2 separate regions of the Mus musculus genome follow, and region 2 is linked to region 1. Evidence: chromatin contacts called from ENCODE Hi-C or POLR2A ChIA-PET data. All regions are on one chromosome and are shown on one strand. The core of a region is the stretch at or near the end of the contact, and the rest is flanking DNA. Distances in the headings are between cores, read along the strand shown.

The links. Hi-C counts contacts between places; a loop is a spot of excess contacts on that map. ChIA-PET counts read pairs that join two places held with the same protein, here RNA polymerase II (POLR2A).
Region 2: a loop to region 1 is called in a map of gastrocnemius, with 2.0 times the contacts of the local background. The contact joins the enhancer-like site here to the promoter of Sppl2a in region 1. A Hi-C loop is called at or near these places in 1 of 37 maps with a recorded cell type or tissue (gastrocnemius). POLR2A ChIA-PET finds 5 or more read pairs at or near these places in 1 of 5 experiments (Patski).

Annotation. Positions count from the first base shown.
Region 1 is chr2:126,931,941-126,934,640 of GRCm38, forward strand. Sppl2a (signal peptide peptidase like 2A) reads right to left here and starts at 1,295. Exons shown (of 15, transcript NM_023220.2): 1 at 1,007-1,295. The coding sequence starts at 1,072.
Region 2 is chr2:126,896,331-126,899,030 of GRCm38, forward strand. The region is part of intron 14 of Sppl2a (signal peptide peptidase like 2A); the gene reads right to left. Among named protein-coding and RNA genes, the nearest start is that of Mir3473g, 4.7 kb to the right of the region's middle. Within about 2 kb of position 1,306, at least 1 of the 3 ENCODE cell types and tissues checked has a DNase peak (open chromatin) inside an H3K27ac peak, as active enhancers do.

The DNA.
Region 1 (2,700 bases), core at 45-2,544:
AACCTTCTCCATGACCTTTTCAAGCCCAGAGTGACAAAGCAGTCTTTCAGAGAAGTGATGGTTTTTAAGTAATAACTACATACACAGTTTACACAACAGTGTGCAAACAATACCGATACAAATTTCCCAACATCAAATGTCAGAAAAGAAAGTGAACAGAAACAAAATCTAAAACACTGAGAGTTAGCTTCTTGGTCACACATTGGAGCTCAAATTACTTTGATCCCGAATTTTAAAACATTATTTCAGCAAATATGGGTATGTGAGCGCATATTTGTTATTTTTTTCTCAACCAGACTTTGACCCTTTTAGACGTCAAACTATTCAAACCTCTCATTTCCCCTTTAAAGGTATTTTAAAGTATACCTATATGAAAACAAAAGCATAATACAAATCCCATAGTATAATCACATGTACCTTACATAGAAGGCACTATCTGGGAGTGAAAGGAAAGTATATAGATATTCATATGGCTATAGAGAGAAATGTATGTGAGCGCAGTCAACAAAAGAGCAGGCCAGAACGCTAACACCTGGAACCCTGTTCACACCGGCCCCTCCATCCGCCTTTTTCTAGGCAAAAGGCAGCAGTAAGATTGGGCTACACAGAGAAGCACAGAAGTGAATTCTTTGAATTAAGAAGAAAAGATGCCAGCACAGTGAAAAATTATAGAGAGGGCTCCAGGACCAAGGAGGAGGAAGCTCCCCACCCACTCCTACCCCCGCCCGCGGGTTTCTCCCAGGGGTTGGGCATTTCGCTGGATTTCGGGGGCTGGGGGCGGGTGAGGAATGCTGGGACTCAAGGACGAAGGCAGTTAACCGGGCCCGGGCAGTGGGAGAATGGGAAGCCAGGGTAGAAGGAGAGGAAGGGGGAGGTAGGGAAGGAGGAGGGATGAGGGAAATCCGGAGGAGGTTAGAGGGAAAGGAAGGGATGGAGGGGGAGGGGGAGGAAGCGGGAGGAAGGGGAGGGAAAAGCGGAGGGGAGGGGAGGGGAGTGCGGCTCTCACCAGTCCGAGCAGGCAGCTCCAGAGCAGGGCAGCCGCGGGAGCGTGCAGCGAGTGCAGCAGCCCCATCCCACGGGCGGGCAGCTAGGCTCAGGCTGCGCTGGCGGCACCCGGACCTCTAGGGTGCAGCCCCGACTTCCTCTTCCGGTCCCTCCCGCGAAACGCTAGGCCGGGACTCTGTGGGTACTGTCAGCTCCTGGCAGAGCCGTTTTAGCTGCGTAAATCCTGGGTTCTCGTTCGGTTCCCCCTAACTGCGGCCGCCGCCCATTCCAAGCCACTGGAGCTTCGGGTTTCAGTTTCCTTTCTGGCCTCTGCCACGTAGCCTCGGGGCGATCTTCGTAAATACGGAACCCAGACGAGGCTCCTCTCCACACTTGGCAGCACAAATCAAAACTCTTCCTCTGCTGCTAAGTTTACGTCACCTCACCCTGTTTTCTCTGTCCTTGGTTTCTCTACTTTCCCACCCGTTAAGATCCACAGACCCTCCAGGCGGGCAGTCTCTGGGGAATACACTCTTGGTGTTCCCTTATCACTTACTTAACACTTCCTCCCTAAAGAGGGTTTCCTAGTACACTTCATCTTAAGTACCCCTTAATTCACTTTCATGCTATGATTTATTTGTAACCTTCATAGCTTTTTTTTTCTTTTTGTTATTTATTTATTTATTTATTTATTGCTGTTGTTGTTCTTGCTTTCTTTGGAAACATCCTCGACTAGTACTGAACTCACTTTGAAGATGATGGCCTAGAACTCAGAGATCTTCCTGTATCATAGGCATAAGTCACCATGCCTGAGGTTTTGGGGGTCCCTCCCCCCATTTTCTTATACTCATCTATGTATCTCCCATGCTGCTATCCAGTTAATGGAAGGATCCCTCTTTGCTCTGTTGACTGCTGTGTCCTTACACACAGAATATCCAGTGTATACTAGGTTGTCAAATATTTGTTGGATGACTATTTAATACCAAACACTGAATAGGACAGTGTTCCTGTTATCCTAAAGGAGGGACACAGCAAGGACTACAGATGTGTGAGCAAACACTGTTACAAAGCAACCTTTCACAAGGAACTCCACAAGGATCCAAGGGAGGTAAAAATAGGGCACCAGGAAGAGAAAAAAAAAAAAAAAAAAAAAAAAAAAACACCAGCCCTAGCTGAGTATAACTGACTATTACCTTCTGTGCAAGTTAATTTCAGCTAGGCAAAGAGGAAGGAAGCATTAGTCTGAAAGCCAAGGGAGGCAACTACAGAACTACAGAACTACAGAACTGGACCTTGGCTGAAGTTAGGAGAGGGGGAGAGTGAGAAGAGGCAGAGGGTGAAATAGTTGCACAGCTTGGAACTTGAGACTTCCTCATTGGCATCTTCCTGGGGGAATTCCTGAAGGAAGCTCTCCCACAGTTCTGCGTGGGTTTTTTCTGTAGTTGTCTGTCCCCTGGCTTCCCCCTCTGGTCCAGTTTCAATCTATTTGTAACCCTACCAGCTGTAAGAACCCCCTAGACAGAAACTGCCTGTCAAGCATTGTTGCATTTACTCTCAGCCACTTTTAGAATCCTTCTAGGACACTGATGTTTAAGCTAATCTCCCCTTTCCACTGGGATCCTAGATACTTGCTCATCTGATGAGAGCAATATATCTGGATTTTAAAAACATTTCCAGATTTAATATACAGCCAAGCTTAAAAACCTTTCATTATTT
Region 2 (2,700 bases), core at 56-2,555, 36 kb before region 1:
TTGGGAATGAAGGAAATAGGAAGTGCTTAAATATTTAAAATATTTTTATCCTCGTCTTCAGATAAAACTGTGTTAAAATGGAAAAATGTAATATCTTTGTAAAGGTTGTCAAAGACTTTCAGACCAATACATGATTAGATTTCAGTATCAATATATATTTTCTCCTTTCTTTGTTATTGTGAATCAGAAGATGGAAAGTCCAGCAATACAAATGTCCCTATTTTTTTTTCCTAAATACGTTTGGGTTTTGTTTTTTAAGAAGAGATTGTTCCATATAGATTTCTGGACTTGCCAGACAGGGGTGCCTCTGAGTTGAGGCTTTCAGGTGACAGGTGCCTCAACCAATGGGGACACTTTCAGTAAAGCCCACCTGTCAGCAACCACAGTTATAAAGGCCCTGGTCATTTATTTGGTCCTTTATCTACCACAGATAACACCTAGGTTAAAGCAGTTAATAAACTGTTCATAACAGTTATAGGAGAAAAAAATTTAAAGGAATACTTAGCATGTGGGAGCCCTGAATTCCTTTTCTGACAACATAAAAATACACAATAAACTTCAAGGCACTTAAAAACAGACAAAAGCTGATCATGGCAGGTAGTATTAAGCATTCTACAACATGAGACATAGGGTGAAGCTGTGGAATATTTTAGTCACACTTAAAGTTATAGACATGGACATATAGATAAGTAGTTAGGGCCCGTTTTTCTGACAAAAGGCCAGAGGTGTGAGGAGACCCATGGTAGCATAGAAGGGACCATAGCGGGTGGGGTAGACACACTGCTTTCCTTCTCTGTGATCTTTGTACCCTGGCAACCGCCCTGAACAGTAAGAGCTATGTGCCCAGCGTTATAACAGGCTTCGGTTTTCCTAATTCTTAGGTATCACACTGGGCACTATAATCCCAGCCCTAAATATAGATATATTAATTAACCAGTCCTGGGAGTACCGGGCTATAATCCTGGCATGCAGGAAGTTGAGGCAGGGGGAATCTGAACCTCAGCCAGCCCGGACTATGCAGTGAGACACTCACCTGTGTCCCCAAAACAAAGCAAAACAAAACCAAAGCGAACAACAACAAGACAATTTCAAGGTCTACTAACTGAAAAGTTAGCGCTGCTACTCCCTAGTCTCCAAGCTTTCAGTAAACACACCACAGCGGTGCACAGAGCAGACTCGAGGGTCAAGAACGTAAAACTCAATACATCAACACAGCCCCAAAAAATTCACTGGCAGAATTGGTATTCCACATCTGTAAGCTGTCCTTTGAAGGGATCAGCTAACCAGGCAGCTGAAGCTCCGCTTGCTTGGAGCTGATTGCCGAAAGCTGTCTAATAAACCAACCCGAGTAACAAGTTCTCGGTCCTCAGTCAGTTTAAGTAGCTTTGAACCCCAACTCGTGACTCAAAGCTTGTGACTTCTAAAAATAATTACAAGTACTAGTGACATTAGCACACACTGTTCACTGGATGCCAACAAGCTGAGCGCCTGCTACCCATTAGAGTAAACAGCCCGTTCAAGCGACTGCATGAACCTCACTGCATTGGATTTACTAGTAGAAACACAAAATACCACTCTCCCCAAACCGTTACGCTCTCTAGGGGAAAAAAGTCATTGATTAACTCTACATTAATTAGAACTCTGGCTTCAGGTAAAGTCAAATAAGTGGAACTGAGTACTGTAGCTTTAGAAGTATCCAGAAAACTGGCTGGCCTTGAAGCTACACAAAAGAATCCGTAACTAATTTTTCTAAAATGATATTATTTTAATGCAATTGTAGAAAAATCCATCTTCTATTCGTGAGAAATTTACAGAGGGGGTGAAAGATTCCAAGGCAAGTATTATAGCACTTACGTGATGACGACTGAACCTAATGCAATCATGCCACCACTGCCATTAAAAAGGGCACAGCTGGATGTACAGAGCTTGCTTGGCATGTGTGAGGCCCCAGGTTCAATCCCGGGACACCTGCTCCCACCACGCCCTGGAGCAAGTCTCCAGTGGAAAGTTCTACACTACAAGTTAAGATTCTCTTATCCAAAATACTTGGGACTGAAAGTGTTTCAGATTTTGAAATTTTTGGTATGTTTGCCTATTCATAAAGAGATATTTTGAGGATAGAATGGATCCAAACATGAAATTAACTTATATTTCGCATACAGCTTATACCCAGAGCCAAAGTTCATGATGTCAGAGGAAAGTACGGCAGCAGGGACACCCGAGCGCTCACAGCTGAGCCACAGGAAGGAGGCAGAAGAAGAGCTAACTGGGAATGGGCCCCACCAGAGCCTGCCACCAATGACACCCACCCCAGCAAAGCCACACCTCCTAGTCCTTCCCAAACAGTTCAACCAATTGTCAGGCAAGCATTTAAGCATGCTGACCTATGAGGGCCATTCGCATTCAAATCACCATACCTCTGAATCTCAGATCTTAGAGCATTTTGAATTTTGGATTAGAGATGTTTTAACTTCTATCACTATCCTTGTACTCAAAACAGATATCTGACATTACAATGAATCAAATTATTAGTATTATTAATAGATTCTGTTTTATTTTACTTCCTTTATGTTTATTTCAAAACGACTAAAAAATGCTGGAACATAGAAAAATAACTATGTATAAAGATTATAGAGAAAGTAGGTCTATTTTGTGTTTTAAAAGTTAATAGTGATAGGGTGGTGGTGGCACATGCCTTTG